Regions from separate parts of the Homo sapiens genome. Here region 1 is linked to region 2. A link is an interaction called in ENCODE POLR2A ChIA-PET data of the cell type or tissue named here. Cell type or tissue: A673. All regions are shown on one strand.

Region 1 (5,000 bases), 360 kb after region 2:
AAATCTCTGGTCCTATCCGTGGGCATGCAATTCAGTCTCAATCAGCTTTACTCCCTTAGACTTTTCTAGGTAAGAGGCATATACTCATTTTCTCTTCTGCAAACTTCAGATAACACATGAGAACCTTTCTAAGTGGTTGTGTTGAAGGCACCTTCACTTGGCTTAAAATGGCCAGTGTACCTGCTCCTATCCTGTTGGACAAGGGAGAAGAGCTAGACAGTTATTCAATAACACACTCCCAAGAAGTCCTCAACATGAATCCCTTCACAATCAGTGTTGCCCAGCCCTACCACTATGTTTGGCTTAAGTCTGCTTAATGGTTGAGAGGCCCAGAAAGCCAAAGGCCACCCTGATGGCAAGTCCTCCATAGGCAGTAAAATATTTCTCCTATAAAATACGGATATTGATACCTAATTCAGTTTAATTATGGAACTTCAGCCTAAACTAAGAATTAAAACAGTCTCCTTTTAATTGAATTAAGTGTGTAAATAATATAATGTTATTGTTACACAATGATGCTTCTCACAGACATCCCTGAAAGCAAGTTCAATAGATTCTTTGATCATCTGCTTCAATAGATTTCTATAAATGACTTTGAAATAGAAGTCACTGATAAAGACTGCTCATCAAAGAAAAAAAATCTTTCCATTTATCATCAGAAAAAGAAAAAGAATGAAAAATGTTTTATTTACATATGACATACTAAGATGAAACTATTCTTTATTGTGGAAAGATTAAATTTATGGTCATGTCTTATAAACAAAAAAAGTCTGAAAGACAAGTATTTAAAACTAAAGATTCATTCATCTTTTCTTGTCATAAGAGATTGAAAAATCATTAAATCTACACTGAATCCCCTTTAGCTCATTATTTTTAAGACTGTTTTATGACTAGCCCTGGAGCTTTTTATGGGAAATAGCTTACAGAAGAAGAAAACATGTGTGTCTTATTTCTGAGAGTTCTTTTGTTGTCCCAATAAACCACCCCAAGGTGTCTGGGAAATTAAAACACTCTCACATTCAAGCTATAGCTCTTACCTAGTTATTTTACTAAAATTCTATGTCAGATCACATCTGATTGTTCATTTGTAATATATAGTTCCTGCATTAATATTCCACTCTTATATTGAGTGGTACCGGCAAGAGCATACATGTAGTTTTCTGTCAAGTCTTAAAAATCATCATAATTATTGTGTATAAAGTTTTGCATATAAATTTTTCTTGTCTAATTTCTGAAATATTTTATTATTTTATTCATTTTAAAAGAGTTCACTGTGTTTCAGACCTCAGGATATAGTAACAGGGTATAAGTTCTGAAGCATTTTTCTAATCTTTACAAAGAAATTAAAAGATGCTTTGCCCAGCATTAATATTTTCATATTTTCCCCATGTACTTATTTAATTTCATTATTGGAATAATTATTTAGTTTACTTTAGATCTTACCACAGTATTTTAGGAAAACTACTGTCATTACTATTGCCTTATGTAGTAAGTAAATTACAGCATGAAATCATATTTACACACCTAAGATGAGTGTATAAGACATGGATGTTCTAAATTCTGTACAAATGTTTTAGGGCCAGTGCCATTAGCTTTACGTTATATTACCTCCTTACCAAAATTTTAGTTCTTTGAGGAAGTAGAAAACTTCTCATTTTTTCCAGGTATGTTATATAAAATTCAGATTAGTATTTCAAAGACATCCAAAAATGCTGAGAGAACTTAGGTCAGATTTAAAAGGGGTTACTGTATTTTTTAAAAATGAAGAACAGGTTCTTTGCACAGGCTTTTGAATCAGATATACTTGGGTTCACAATTCTGACAATCCCTCTTTCACATTTCCTTTTAATTTACTCACTGCATGACCTTGAGAAAGGTACTTAAATTTTCTGGGAACCACATTTCTTATCTTCACAATGGTATGAGATGATGTGAAGAAATAAGAACACTTTTACATGGTTGGTGGGAGTGTACATTAGTTCAACCACTGTGGAAGACAGTGTGGCGATTCCTCAAGGATCTAGAACTAGGAATACCATTTGACCCAGGATTCCCATTACTGGGTATATACCAAAATGATTATAAATCATTCTACAATAAAGACACATATGTTTATTGCAACACTGTTAACAATAGCAAAGACTTGGAACCAACCCAAATGCCCATCAATGATAGACTGAGTAAAGAAAATGTGGCACATATACAACAAGGAATACTATGCAGCCATAAAAAGAATGAGATCATGTGCTTTGCAGGGACATGAATGAAGCTGGAAACCATCATTCTCAGCAAACTAACACAGGAACAGAAAACCAAACACCACATGTTCTCACTTATAAGTGGGAGCTGAACAATGAGAACACATGGACACAGGAAGGGGAACATCACACACCAGGGCCTGTCACGAGGTGAGGGGCTAGGAGAGGGATGGCATTAGGAGAAATATCTAATGTAGATGACAGGTTGATGGGTGCAACAAACGACCCTGGCACCTGTATAACTATGTAACAAAACTGCACGTTCTGCACATGCATCCCAGAACTTAAAGTCTAATAATAATAATAATAATAATAATAATAATAATTTGTTTACATAGAAGTACTGCTTTGATGATTGTATAAAACAAAATAGCTACAGTCTAGTATGGTTTGTAGAAGAGTATTTCTTAAACTTCTTTATGCATTCAAACCACCAGGGAATTTTGGCAAAATGTTGATTTTTGATTCAGTATGTGCAAAGTGGGGCCCAAGAGTCTGCATTTCTAAGAAGTTCCTTCATGGTCCTTTGACTGCTCTTTTGGTTGCAAAGTCCTAGAAGTTTCTCATTAAGTAATATCTATTCTACCTTAATAATAATTGTTTTCTTTGATTGCCAATATGTTCTCATTTTATTGAAAGGGGTTCTGGAAATGCCACCCCAAGATATGCTGCTGTGGTACACTGATTACTTAAACTGAGCGTGCCTGGAAAACAGCCAACACAGAGAGGGCCTTTCTCTGAACTTCCTTTATTTGCCTAATGATGTGTCCTCTAAAGAGAAGTAAGTTATTATCAATCTCCTGCTCAGGAATCGCATCAACCAGCAAAGATTAATTCAGACCATAAGAGGGAAGACTGGAGGTCAGCACCATCCCCAGACAGAATTTCTCACAGGCTATCATCTATTTTTTTCTGGGGGCTCATTTATCTTTCTCTGAGATCGTTCACTCTCCCTTAAATTACTGATATTTCTCCTCCCCTCTCCCCTATAAAGAGGGTGTTTAAGCTTCCAGATCTCACTGGGTTTTTGAATGTTCACTTTTCTTTTCTGTGATGTCCCTGTGCACATATTTGTATACATTTTTGCCTGTTAATCTGCCTACTCTCAGTTTATCTGATGGGGTCAGTTATCAAATCCTCAGAAGATAGAGGAAAAGATTTCCCTCCTCTATACTTTATAAAAAATAACAAACTCTTTCATTTTTATATTAGTAATCCATTACTCTTAGAAGTGTATTTTCTTTTCCTTTTTTGTTACTTTATTATTTTATTTTAAAATGTATGTATTTAAGATGCACATGATGTTTTGATATATGTATACACAGTGAAATGATTACTACAGTGAACAAAATTATATATACATATGTGTGTGTGTATATCTCCTGGTGTGTGTGTGTGTGTGTGTGTGTGTGTAATGAGAGCACTTGTAATCTACTCTTCTAGCAAATTTCTAGTGTAAAATAGTTTAATTAACCATAGTCAGCATGCTGTACTTCAGATGTTTAGAATTATTCATCCTACATGATTGAAACTTTGTACCTTTTTAACCAACATTTTCCAATTTCCCCCACCTCTCTAGTCCTGGCAACCACTATGCTACTCTCTAGCTCTATGAATTTGACTTTTTAAGGTTCTTCATGCAGTATATTTCTTTCTGTTTCTGGATTATTTCACTTAGCATAATGTCCCCCTTGTTCATCCATGTTGTTGCAAATGGCAGGATTTTCTTCTTTTTAAAGGCTAAATAGTATTCACATTTATGTGTGTATGCATATCACATTTTAAGAAAAGAATTTTTCTTGTTTTATGAGCATAAAACTCAATAGCATACATTTCACCCAGTTCGGTGGCAAGTTCTTTAGCCTTTGCCATTTCCAGGTTGGCAATGCAAGCCACAGATTTTGTACCCAGGATATTTCCTTCCCAGAGAGGATGATACTTCATCATATCTGTCCTTGTCATCGGTCATGATAGCTTCCACCAGTTTAGCCAGAGCTCCTTTTTCTTTCGAGGTAACCTGTGTGTGAAGGCAATGGTAGTGCAGGTCTTTCTGTGTACTAGAGTCCAGTCTGGCCTTCCCATAGTTAATGCAATGGAACCACCCATCTTCTGACACAGGGCAGATACATCCAGCTCTGTGGGATCTGTGTCATATGCAGTCACCACCAGCTGAGCCTTCTTGTTCTCCACCAAAGTGGTGTCAGTGCCAATCTCTGCTTCAAGAATAGGAGGTCTCTTAGTGGGACATCCTGTTTACCAGCAGCTTTCTTTTCAGCCTGAACTAACAACCTCTGCTTGTTCTCATGCTTTGTGTCTGGTCTGTACTTGTGGGCCAGCTTAAGCAGTTGAGCCCTTGTTTAGCAGCTCAAGGCCTGGGTGAACTGGTTAATTGCAAGAGCCACTTTCAACCTCATTTAGAAAGTAGCCCTTTTCCAGGGCAACTGGACATAGCAGTGCCATATGACAAGGTGGGTAAGGTCCCTTTTGGGCAGGTTGTCCCGTCCAAGGCCAAAATTCTTAGGTCTTTTCTCTAAGAGGAGATTTACCACCTTCTTGGTCTGCTGCTTCTTCACAACAGCAGGAGCTGGAATCCCCTTCTTTTCCTTGCCCTTCTTTCCTATTGGCATCTTGAGCGACTGAAGGAGAGACTATACCATATATTCTTTGTCCCTTTATCTGTTGATGGGCACTTAGGTTGTCTCTATACCTCAGCTATGGTGAATAATATTGCAATGATCATAG
Region 2 (5,000 bases):
GAGTGTTTACTGTCACCTCAAATACCTTTTAATTCTTTCTATTGGTATTTTACATTTATTTAAGAGAAGATAAATCATTTAATTCCTAATTTCAATGTGTGGCTTCAAACGTAAATGTCCCTGAACATGGTACCTCATTCATCCCAAGATATAGAATACCTGATAGCAAGTTATCACTATTATTATTATTATTCTTTTTTTTTGAGACAGAGTCTTGTTCTGTCGCAGAGGCTGGAGGCTGGAGAGCAGTGGCATGATCACAGCTCACTGAAGCCTCAACACCTGGCCTTAAGTGTCCTTCCCACCTCAGCCTCCCAAGTAGCTGGGATCACAAGGCATGCACCACAATTCCTGGCTATTTTTTTTTTCTTTTAGTAAACATGAAGTCCTCCTGTGTTGTCCAACCTAGTCTCAAACTCCTGGACTCAAACCATCTTCCCACCTCAGCCTCCCAAAATGCTGGTATTACAGGTGTGAGCTGCCATGCTCAGCCCTGATACCAAATTTTTGGTTGAAAGTAGCTTAAGGCTACTTTCTTTTTAAAAATTTCAACGAAAAATATATGTGCATATTATATATTATGCTATTTAAATTCAAAATTAAATAGGAAACTACTCTTAACCCTACACAGTTGGTCATCTAGAAAGGACTAATGTGCAAAATAATTATTGCATTGCATTGTGAAAATTCTATAAAGAGACCAATGTAGACACTGCAGTAGAAAAACCATATAGAAGCTGGAACTCCAGGTATAAAGCTGGAACTCCAGGACAAATTCACAAAGGATCAGACATTTATTTTCGGACTTGAAAGATAAGTGGAAACAAGCTTGGTACACAAGATTTGGAAACAGATATTCCTGGTGGAGAAAAAAGATCCAAACATTCTAGATATGTTATATTTCTTGTAACTCGAAAGGAAATGATGAATGGTCAGAGTGTAAAGTTCTGCTGGGTTTATAGGTTTTGAAAATCTAATGTGAATAGGGATTTCTGAGCACCTAAAAGTAGAGAATTTATATCAAAACAAGGAGAAAAGATATAGGAGCAAAAATGTAATGTAACAATGAATTTTTATTATGAATCTTAATGTTTCGAAGTTTGCTTTCTGATTTTAGCACACCTACATTTTATATTCTTATTTGTTATATCAAAAACACTTAAGAGGCATATGATACAACCTCAGTTGTTAGACAGAAAAAGTAACCACAGCCTAGAGACTGTCATTGTAAGGACAAAAGAAAAGACAACTGTCTCAAACACAGCATGTGAGATGAGGCTATAAAGAGGTAATGCAGTAAAATAGTATTGATCAAGCTTCAATTCACATATACTAAGAGGTTTAGGATTTTAATCTTTTATTCTAAACAGAAAAACAATTTAAAAAGCCTTGCTTTTGCTTTTAAAAAAGGTAATTAATAACAGCTTAAAATTATACTAATTAGTGTCCTACTGAATGTCATCAGTATCGAAATAAGCTTCCTTAAGAACAACAAGGGAATGGGGAAGAAACAGTAAAGCAATTAACTGGATTTTCTTCTCATTAAGTTCTCATAATTACATTTTCAGGATTAAATGCACTTATGTGAGGGTCCTGCCATTTTCCTCTGGATAGCGAAAAAGACTTTGTTCAGTCTTGGAAAAGTTGAACTCTTCATTAAACATTAACAAATTAAATTAAAGTTCACCTGGAATGGTGAAGAAAATCATAGTCCCTAAAACTCTGTATTTAAATTATTCATGAATATTTTGTTTTCTATCATACTAAATTTCATTTGCCTTTACAAAACAAATAAAAACTAATAAGTCTTATAACTTATTGTTTTTTTTTTTTCTGTTAGGCCACCTGGGATTAGGGAGAATGGTTAATATAAATGAAGTTTTTCAGTCATGTGATAAAGTTAAAGTACATCTTTGATACTTTTTAGTGTGTGTAAATGAAAGTGGCATATTTGAATACTTAAAGTTCAACATTATTCTATTTTGGTTTTCTTAGAAAGTATATTTAGGAAAGTTTAAAAAGACATACAAGCAATCCTCTCCTCCATCTGAGTTTTAGAACAAGTAAGAGACAAATGAGACAAAAACCTAAAGAAATAATGCAAAAGACAATGCTGCCTTCCTTTCTGTTGAAACTGGTATTTGAGAATTTGACGTATAACTCAGGAAAATGTGCTTTCTCGCATAGAAGTCCACTTCATTTACAGCTGGCTCTTTACATTCCTAACACATGTGAGGCAGGAAATGGACCCGAAGTCCTCCACAGTGGAGCTTCTTATACCTGAGAGGAAATAGCAGGTGTAAAGAAAACCTCACACCGCTGATAACATTATGCCATTAAAATTAGGAATCTTATAAAAGAGAACATCCAAAGCATGCCTATAGTTGGTAGAGAATAAATAATGTTTACCTCGGTCTGTATGTTAAAATAATTTGTAAAAATGGGAACTCCGTGGAAGGAGATGATTGCAATTGCTCTAGAATGAGAAATGTTAAAACTATATTTTTAATGTTTTTCCTGCCTCTAAAATCTACTTTCAATAGTAGCTAGAGTTTATTTCTAAAATACCCCTCATTTCAGTTACATTGTTCACCATCCTCCTCATGATAAAATCCAAGTTCTCCTACATAAAATATGTCACCATAATTTGGTTCTTTATCCGTTTTCATGCTCTCCTTTCACTTCCTTTTTACACTTTAAGGTCTAGCCTTATTGAACTTTTATTTTTTAAAAAATGCACTGTGCTTTAACTAATTTTAAAGCTTTTGGCTATGCTATTCCTTGGGGTTAGAATGATGTTCTTTGGTTTATGTATGTGTCTACATTCCATCTGCCCTTTCCAAGTTTAGACATCAATTCTGATTTGAAGCAAGTAAGATATAAACAAAGGGAGGGAAAAGAAGCAAGTACTTTTTTCTTCCCAACTTTGGTTCACTATGTCTCTTACCTATGTTTTTCTGGAACTTTATATTCTTACTAATTTACCTGTCATCTTGTACTATAATACATATTTACTGCTATCCTCTACTGAAGTTTTAAAGCAGCAAAGAATATGTCTATTTTGTTCACCATTTAACTACAGTATTCAGTGTCTGAAATGTAGTCAGCTCTAAATAAAAATTTGCAATGAGTGAGAGATTGAAGAAATACTTCATAAATAATTGAAGCAAGAAGCAGGAATTTTTACAGGAGAAAAGTGATCTTGTAATATAACTAAAATGACATTTTAAATCACTTTTTTAAAAAACACTTGTTTCAAAGCACTAAAACAATTTTTTCCAATATTTTATATTTAAGACATGAGCATCCATGAATAAATACATGCCATCTGATGGATTGAACTGGTAAAAAATTGGAACCTAGCATCAGGGCTACTCAGAGAAATGTGGCAGTCCCAAGGAAGGGTGGAGGTATTCGCCTTTAGGTTTTCCAAAGAAGATTTACCTAGCAATCAAAATCCATAAGGTAATACATTATTTGCTTGGATGTATCAATTGCTTGTAATGAAATGCTGTGGCAGTTTAAAATAATTTTATATAAAATCATCAACAGGTTAAATGCCTTTGGAATTTGTAACAGGCATTCAGGGAAACTCTCAGGGCAGGTTACAGAAATCCAGCCATTTTGGGGATATAATGGCAGAGACCCAAGCTATAGATAGACTGAAGCAGGAAGCAGATTCTAAAGACAGTCATTCAGAGAAGATAAAAGAGAAATTTTAATTAGCAGCACAAGTATACATGGTGGAGCCTGGGACTCAAGAGCTTGGCAGAAACAATTTATCTCAACGTGGGCATAAGAACAGAGCAGGTCCGGACAGGGCATGGTGGCTCAGGCCTGTAATACACCACTTTGGGAGGTGGAGGTGGTTGGATCACCTGAGGTCGGGAGTTTGAGACCAGCCTGACCAACATGGAGAAACCCCGTGTCTACTAAAAATACAAAATTAGCTGGGTGTGATGGTGCATGCCTGTAATCCCAGCCACTAGGGAGGCTAAGGCAGGAGAATCACTTGAACCCGGTGGCGGAGGTTGCGGTGAGCCGAGATCGCGCCACTGCACTCCAGCCTGGGCAACAAGAGTGAAACTCCGTCTAAAAAAAAAAAAAAAGGGAAAAGGAAAAAGAATAGAACAGGTCTCAGATGTGGAAAAAAAATGGACAGGGACAAAAAGAAGAGGAACGAAAAGCCAATTTTCAAATGGGATCTTGAAGCACACAGAAATACATACCTTTCCATCACATGTACAGAATATCTGTGACTAGTTGATTGCAACAATAAGCTTCAGTGTATTTTCACATTTTAATACTCAGCTATACCTATTTAACCGCTCTGCATTCCTTCAATATCTCTACTCGTTTCTTCCCCATTTAATTTTATCCTTGACAATCATTTAAACCAGATCTCAATTGTATGAATAAGTTATTCTCAACTAGTGGTGATTTTCTCTCTCCTGCAAAAGGACAAAAATCTCAGAATTTTGGCTTGTCACTCTGGGGTGCTGGTGCTCCTGACATTCAGTGGATACATGTCAGAGATGCTTCTACGTATCCTGTGAAGCACAGGACAGTGATACCATGATAAAAGGTGTTCGCTTCCAAATGTCCAAATTTCTGAGGCTGAGAAACCCTGCTGTAGATAATGAAGAGTGAATATCCTAGCAACCATTGTCCTTGAATTTCAATCCCATGCCCATGGAATAAATGGTCTCATATTGAAAATAATCTGAAAAATAAGAGGAAGAGAGGTCACTTGAGAACAGTGCTTCAGGGTAATGCTTATAAAGCTCTAAATTAATCGAATTCTTGAGTTTAGCATAAAAATCCTCAAATTAAAGACCTATTAGAAAAGAGAATTTGAGTCAGGTATGTTCCTGCCATATCTTCATTGCCTCTCAAAATGGTAAATTTCTTTCCAGAGGGAATAGCTGATAATTTCACTAGATAAAAGGTTTTGTCATATTATGCCAGTATCAAAAAAAAAAAAAAGAGAACAAAGCACA

Evidence for each region. Peaks named below come from ENCODE experiments on the same cell type or tissue, not always from the same donor. Only the 100,000 strongest peaks of a DNase experiment are listed, where the experiment ranks them.
Region 1: POLR2A ChIA-PET joins it to region 2 with 8 read pairs; 2 of 35 experiments call an interaction of 5 or more read pairs at or near these places.

What each region holds. Positions count from the first base shown.
Region 1 is chr11:37,725,551-37,730,550 of GRCh38, reverse strand. It overlaps the pseudogene RPL7AP56. Among named protein-coding and RNA genes, the nearest start is that of LINC02760, 210 kb to the left of the region's middle. In A673, no CTCF peak of the experiment used is centred here; a DNase peak (open chromatin) is centred at 3,000.
Region 2 is chr11:38,083,960-38,088,959 of GRCh38, reverse strand. No RefSeq gene overlaps it. Among named protein-coding and RNA genes, the nearest start is that of LINC02760, 150 kb to the right of the region's middle. In A673, no CTCF peak of the experiment used is centred here; no DNase peak of the experiment used is centred here.